2 separate regions of the Homo sapiens genome follow, and region 1 is linked to region 2. A link is a contact called in ENCODE Hi-C or POLR2A ChIA-PET data. All regions are on one chromosome and are shown on one strand. The core of a region is the stretch at or near the end of the contact, and the rest is flanking DNA. Distances in the headings are between cores, read along the strand shown.

Evidence for each region. Hi-C counts contacts between places; a loop is a spot of excess contacts on that map. ChIA-PET counts read pairs that join two places held with the same protein, here RNA polymerase II (POLR2A). Pooled maps may share reads with other maps.
Region 1: a loop to region 2 is called in a pooled map, with 3 times the contacts of the local background. The contact joins the promoter of AFMID here to the enhancer-like site in region 2. A Hi-C loop is called at or near these places in 1 of 168 maps with a recorded cell type or tissue (endothelial cell of umbilical vein) and 2 of 50 pooled maps. POLR2A ChIA-PET finds 5 or more read pairs at or near these places in 2 of 52 experiments (A549 and activated T-cell).

The regions. Positions count from the first base shown.
Region 1 is chr17:78,185,232-78,188,985 of GRCh38, forward strand. AFMID (arylformamidase) reads left to right here and starts at 2,131. Exons shown (of 11, transcript NM_001010982.5): 1 at 2,131-2,202. The coding sequence starts at 2,140. TK1 (thymidine kinase 1) reads right to left here and starts at 1,821. Exons shown (of 7, transcript NM_003258.5): 1 at 1,698-1,821; 2 at 1,556-1,587. The coding sequence starts at 1,763. RefSeq lists a silencer at 1,974-2,113.
Region 2 is chr17:77,842,492-77,846,027 of GRCh38, forward strand. No RefSeq gene overlaps it. Among named protein-coding and RNA genes, the nearest start is that of LINC01973, 40 kb to the right of the region's middle. RefSeq lists a silencer at 1,245-1,344 and an enhancer at 2,964-3,536. Within about 2 kb of position 1,585, at least 2 of the 41 ENCODE cell types and tissues checked have a DNase peak (open chromatin) inside an H3K27ac peak, as active enhancers do.

The DNA of each region.
Region 1 (3,754 bases), core at 881-3,380, 340 kb after region 2:
AACAAGCCTGGCTCCTCATTGTCCCTAGTGGTATGCAGACTGAGCCCACCACAGCCAGAAAAGAGCAGGGCAGAGCAGGCAGGGTATAATATCCCTACAAAGAGGGTTGGAAGTCAGAATTCTCTATGGGGAAGAGGTCCAGGAATGGTACTCAGGTGGTCCCAGGAAGTGTGGGAGGAGTAACCTTCTCCAAGATGTAGTGGGGAAGGCAGAAGCAAAGGCTACATGTAGAGGGAACCTGCGACTGCATTCCAAAGTAACCTCATCCCAGAGTTGTTCCCAGAGTTCAGAGTTTTTCTTTCTTTCTTTTTGGGGTGGAGTCTCGCTCTGTTGCCTAGGTTAGAGTGCAGTGGAGCGATCTCAGCTCACTGCAACCCCTGCCTTCCGGGTTCAAGAGATTCTCCTGCCTCAACCTCCCGAGTAGCTGGGATTACAGGAGGCTGCCACCATGCCCAGATAATTTTTGGTTTTTTTTTTCAGTAGAGATGGGGTTTTACCACGTTGACCAGGGTGGTCTCAAACTCCTAACCTCAAGTGATCAACGCACCTCAGCCTTCCAAAGCGCTGGGATTAAAGGCGTGGGCCACCACACCTGGCATACAGCTTTTCTAAATTAATTTCAGAAAGTCTTTGTGTGCAGCGTCAAAAGCACTTGCTTCTGGGTCCAAGAAGTCCAACTCTGAGCCACATCTTCCTGAGCAAGGGGTTTGAGCTGAAGTGATCCCCAGGGCCATAAAAGAATGTTGGGGCAGGGCATGGTGGCTAACATCTGTAATCCCAGCACTTTGGGATGCTGAAGTAGGAGGATTGCTTGAGACCAGGAGTTCAAGACCAGCTTGGGCAACATAGCAAGACCCCAGCTCTATAAAAATAAAATAAAATTAGCTGGGTGGAGGCGGGGGGGTGCACGCCTGTAGTCCCAGCTACTTGGGAGGCTGAGGTGAGAGAATTGCTTGAGCCCAGGAGTTTGAGACCAGCCTGGGCAACATAGCAAGATCCTACCTCTAGAAGAACAAAAACAAAACAAAAAGAATGGTGCGTGGGTAGTTTACTCAAGAAACTCACTAGCCCCACCCGGGTCAGGGAATGGTTCTATCACCTCAGGAGAGCAGAGGCTCCACGGCTTCAGACTCCTTGGTTTAGAAAGCGACTACGTTTCCTTGGCCTTAGAAGGAAACAGCCACATTGAATAGGGGTGTACAAAAAGGCCTGGCCTACAGGGGACACAACTGGTTGCCACCTTCTCAGAGGACTTGGTGGGGAAGACAGCTAAGCTGTAAGCAGCTGTCACCAGCTCCAGGAGGGAGTGGCGTCCACACAGGACGAGGGGCTTGGCCTGGGCAGAAGAGGGCAGAGACTTCCTCCTGGACTGAATTCAAGGGAGGAGCACCCCAGGCGGGAGCTGTAGGAGGCTGTGCTGGTCCTTCTAGGGGAAGGGAAGGGGAGGGAAGGGAAGGGGAGGGGAGGGGAGGGGAGGGAAGGGGAGGGGAGGGACGGGACAAGGGGTCCCCGGAGAAGAGGAAGGAGCTCCACCCCAGCCCCGCGAAGCCATTACCTTTTTCCTGAGAACATCGGCCCGAGAATCACCTAGGAGAGAAGGTGAGGTCATTTGAGGGCCCGCCCTGCGCGGATGCCTGGACACAGGCTATCACCACGACCACCTCATCCCCAGCCACGCGCAGGGCTGGCCCCCGCACCTGGATCTGCCCCCGGGTCTTGCTGGGGGAGCCAGGCAGCACAGTGGGCAGGTTAATGCAGCTCATTGCGCCTCCGGGAAGTTCACGAACCCGAGTACTCTCCAAGGCCGTCCCGCAGTAAGCCCCTGGTTCCCGCGCCGACCGCTTTAAACCACGGCGTGCTGGCCAATCACGAGCCGGCCCCGCCGCCATGGGGCCAATCAGCGCCCGGCCGCTGACCTGGCGGGAGATTTGGCCGCAGCCCGCCCCCTCGTGGGAGGAATCCGGGACGTGCGCCCAGGGACTGGGAGGGCCTGGAAATCAGGGCGATGGACGTGGCTGATCGGGGTGGGGCCTGGTCTGAGCCCCGCCTCGGTCCGCCCACCAAGTTTAAAGGGGCGGAGCGAGGCGGGGCTCTGGCCATATAAACAGAGGGACGCACGCCCATGCGGCTGTAGACGCCATGATGGATGTGTCTGGTGTGGGTTTCCCAAGCAAGGTTCCTTGGAAGAAGATGTCTGCAGAGGTAGGTGGATTGCAGGGAGGGACTAAGGGGCTGGGGCGGAGTTAGCTCATTTATTAGATTGGAATTCCAAGAAGGAAGCTTAGAAGCCGTCTAGAGCACTCCTGTGGGCATGCAGAGCGCCTAGTGCGTGCCAGGTCCCCAGTGCTTGAGCACCATGGTGTATTTTACCTTCTCCTAAGGATTTTTGTTAACCTGGTTTTCAGGATAAAGAAAATTGAAGTCCTGACTATGCTAATAATATCCGTAGACCCTGCCAGGCGTGGCGGCTCACACCTGTAATCCTAGCACTTTTGGCGGATCACGAGGTCAGGAGTTCGAGACCAGCCTGGCCAACATGGTGAAACCCCGTTTCTACTAAAAATACAAAAATTAGCCGGGCGTGGTGATGTACCTCTGTAATCCCAGCTACTGGGGAGGCTGAGACAGGAGAATCGCTTGAACCCAGGAGGTGGAGGTTGCAGTGAGCCGAGATCATGCCATTTGTACTCCAGCCTGGAAGGCTGGGCGATAGACCAAGACTTAGTCTCAAAAAAAAAAAAAAAAAAAAAAAAAAAAATCCATAGACCCGCAGGAGGTTAGGGGACAAAGTTCTGGACCTTGATCTGAGGTTACACAATGTTTTTGGGTCTGTGCTTATGTGGCACAGGCTGAAGGATTCAGAACAGCTGGTATTTACATTGGGGTTGTGAAGGTTAGAAACATACAGGCCGGGTGCGGTGGCTCAAAAAAAAAAAGAAAGAAAGAAAAGAAACCCATTGTATAATCATGATCATAAATAATAGCAACAAAGATGGTGGTAGTGATCACAGAGTGTGCCAGGTGTGGCTGTAAGGATCCTACAGGTAATAACCTTTCCAGGTACAGATTGGACAGATCCAAGGACCTCTGACAAAGAGCTCCTTCACTGGGAGGAAGAAGCAACCCACACTGACTGGCTTGCTTTATTTTACTCGCATGCTTTATCTCTTTTAACCTTGTGATTTGGATACATGCCTTCTTTTTTTGAGACACAGTCTCGCTCAGTCACCCAGGCTGGAGTGCAGTGGCATGATCTCGGCTCACTGCAACCTCTACCTCCCGGGTTCAAGTGATTCTCCTGCCTCAGCCTCCCGAGTGGCTGGGATTACAGGCACACTGTAGCTGGTACTACATGCCTGGCTAATTTTTTTTTTTTTTCTTTTGAGACAGAGTCTCGCTCTATCGCCCAGGCTGGAGTGCAGTGGCGCGATCTGGGCTCACTGCAACCTCTTCTTCCAGGGTTCACGCCATTCTCCGGCCTCAGCCTCCTGAGTAGCTGGGACTACATGCGCCCGCAACCATGCCCGGCTAATTTTTTTGTATTTTTAGTAGAGATGGGGTTTCACTGTGTTAGCCAGGATGGTCTCCAACTCCTGACCTCATGATCCGCCCCCCTTGGCCTCCCAAAGTGCTGGGTTTACAGGCATGAGCCACTGCGCCTGGCCAATTTTTGTATTTTTAATAGAGATGGGGTTTCGCCATGTTGGACAGACTGGTCTTGAACTCCTGGCCTCAAGTGATCCACCCGCCTCGG
Region 2 (3,536 bases), core at 335-2,834:
GAGGCGAGGCACAGCCTGCCTGAGCCCAGTGAGAGGAGAGGCAGAGCATCTACAGGGCTTCAGGAGGCCCCTGCTGCAACCCTGCCTGCAAGTGAGTGAGTCGGCTGGAGCTGAGGCTGAGTTTCAAGTTCTAGGGAAATGGAAAGGCCACGAGAAGAAGTAGGACCCGAAAGAAACTTTCCCTTCTTGGAAACGTCCGTGTCGCCATTATCCCCAACAACTTCCTTTTCACCTCCCTGCCTCTAAGGGACCCTCCCACCATCAGCTTTCTCCTCTTTATCCTGTGCCTCCAACTTCCCCCTTCCATGGCTGCTACATAATAAGCATTCAATAAATATGAGTCATTAAATAGTCACTGCTGTTCCTGCCTCTTCCCCCTCTCTATATTAACACATTCAGTGTTCTATCACCTAAGAAAACTAAAACCTTCCAAAATGTTTCCCACATGTGGTCGGCTATTGATGATTTTTATTTCTGCCTTTGCATTTTTACATGTCAGAGGTCTCTACCATGCACATGTGTCTAAGAGGATTACAATGAATAAGAGCTGACATTGGCTGAGCAGGAACTCTGGGCCGTCCCCGGTGCTAGGAGTTTCCTATGCACCCTATTGGTTCAGCCTCTCGACAATCCCATGTAGGGTTACCAACTGTCCCAGATGGCCCAGGCCTGAGGGGCTTCCTGGGACAAGAGACTTCTATTGCAAAAACTGGGATAATCTCAGGCAAACCAGGAGGGTTGGCCACCTTCCACCAAGGAGGCGCTATCATGATCCCCATTTTATAGATGAGAAAATTGAGGCTCAAAGAGGCTTAAAACTCTCCCTCGGGGCCAGGCACGGTGGCTCATGCTTGTAATCCCAGCACTTTGGGAGGCCAAGGCGGGCAGATCACTTGAGGTTGGGAGTTTGAGACTAGCCTGGCCAACATGGTGAAACCCCGTCTCTACCAAAAAATACAAAAATTAGCCAGCTGTGGTGGCACATGCCTGTAGTCCTGGCTACTTGGGAGGCTGAGGCACGAGAATTGCTTGAACCCAGGAGGCGGAGGTTGCAGTGAGCTGAGATCGCACCACTGCACTCCAGCCTGGGTGACAAAGTGAGACTGTCTCAAAAAAAAAAAAAAAAAACCTGCCTGGGAATCTGATCAAAAAAGGGGCAAGCAAAGGACGTAAGTAGACATTTCTCCAGAGAAGACATACCAGTGGCCAAGAAGCCCACGAAAAGACGCTCACCAGCATTAGTCATCAGGCAAATGCAAATCAAAACCACAATGAGGTTGAGGTGCCACTTCACACGCTCGACAACAGCTATAATTTTGTTTTAAAACTGAAAATAAGCGTTGGTGAGGTTATAGAGAAATTAGAACACTTACACATTGCTGGTGGAAATGTAAAATGTTTCAGCCACTGTGGAAAACAATTTGGTGATTCCTCAAAAAGTTAATCATAAAATTGCTATATAATCCACAATTCCACTCCTATGAATATAGCCAGAAAAACCTGAAAATAGACACTCAAACAAATACATGTGCACACACGTTCATAGCAGCATTATTCATGCCAGCCAAAAGGTGGAAACAACCCAGATGTCCATCAAACAATGAATGGACAAATGAATTTTGGTCCATCCATACACCGGAATATGATTCCTTAAAGAGGAATGAAGCTCTTAGATGAATGAAGCCTAAGAACATAAAGCTCAGTGAGAGAGGCCACAGGCCACAGGCAAAAGCTCCCATTTAACCTGATTGCATTTTTTTTTTTTTTTTTTTTGAGATGGAGTCAGTGTCATTCTATCACTCAGGCTGGAGTGCAGCGGCACGATCTCGGCTCACTGCAACCTCTGCCTCCCAGGTTCAAGCCATTCTGCGTGAGCCTCCCAAGTAGCTGGGATTACAGGCATTCGCCACCACCTCCAGCTAATTTTTGTATGTTTTAGTAGAGAGGGGGCTTCACCGTGTTGGCCAGGCTGGTCTTGAACTCCTGATCTCAGGTGATCCGCCCGCCTCAGCCTCCCAAAGTACTGATTACATTTTTATTAATTGTTCAGAGGAGGCAATGCATGCAAACAACGCAGATTGGTGGCTTCCAGGGGCTGGAGGAGGAGGAAGGAGGACTGACTGCCACTGGGTACGAGGTTTCCTCTTGGGTGATGCCAAGGTTTGGGAACTTGCAGAAGTAGTGGCTGCACAACATTGAATATACTAAATGCCAGGAATTGTACACTTAAAAACGGCTCATTTTGAGCTGTGAGCTTCACCTTGATTTACCAAAAACAACAAAAACAAAACCTGTACTTCAGGTCACACAACTGATGAACACAGAGCCGGCCCCGGAGCATAGGACACCCACCAGCCCGCCTTCCGTGACCGCTGGAGCCTGTGTCGCTGCTAGTCCCCCCTAGCTCAGGCCTGCCTCCCCATGCTTCTCCAAAGGCTCTCTCTACTTGTCCACTCGCCATTTGCTTGTCACCGGGGTCAGGCTTCCCCGACCACCACCCTGTGCTGGTCACCCACCCTCTTCCACTGGGCAAGTCCAGTGAACGGCACTGGGGGGTATTTGCCATTCTCCCCACCAGACTGCTGCAAACTGCCTCATAAAATTACTCAGAAAAACCCAGGGAGGCCAAGCATGGTGGCTCGCACCTGTAATCCCAGCACTTTGGGAGGCCAATGTGGGCAGATCACTGAGGTCAGGAGTTCGAGACCAGCCTGGCCAACATGGCGAAACCCCGTCTCTACTAAAAACACAAAAATTAGCTGGGTGTGGTGACGGACCCCTGTAATCCCAGCTACTCAGGAGGCTGAGGTGGGAGAATCACTTCAACCCAGGAGGTGGAGGTTGCAGTGAGCCGAGATTGTGCCACTGCACTCCAGCCTGGGTGGCAGAGCGAGACCCCATCTCACAAAAAAAAAAAAAAAAAAAAAAAAAAGAGAGAGAGAGAGAGAGAGAGAACCGAAGGGAAAGGAAGAAAAGAAAAGATAAGAAAAACCCAGGGAGGACAAGACCCAAGCAGCCAAGCAGGTCACCTCCTGAGGCCGCTGCTTTGCCCCTCTAAGGACGTCTCAGGGCTATGTCTTCCTATGCCCCCCCTTTTCCTCTCAGTCAGCCCCCACCTCACGGGCCTGCCCTGCAGGGTGTCGGGGGGCTCTTCCTTCTTGTTTTTCTAGCCTTCGCTCAGCTCAGTCAGTCGGAGCCTGACCGTGGGGGCAGCTCCTCTCTGGGGCCGGAGAATCATTCCTGTCTCCTGTCGAAATGACCCTTGGTAGGAAGGTAAGTTCACTGTCCCCAGAAGGCCTGCGGGAAGAGGCACTGCATTTTACTCAGAGCCCCTGGCAGCTGGGGAGCTGAGGAGGGGCCGTCTGTCTCCTCTGTCTGTCAAGACACACTAGAGAAACAGGTGGGGAGAGAATCCGCAGAGCTGCCCGCAGGTGGCCCCCTGGGTGGGACTGGGCCTCTCTGCTTCCCGGGGCTGCAGGGAAGGTGTCACAGGCTAAGGGTGGACTCTGGACACGGCTGCAGCTCTCACCATTCAG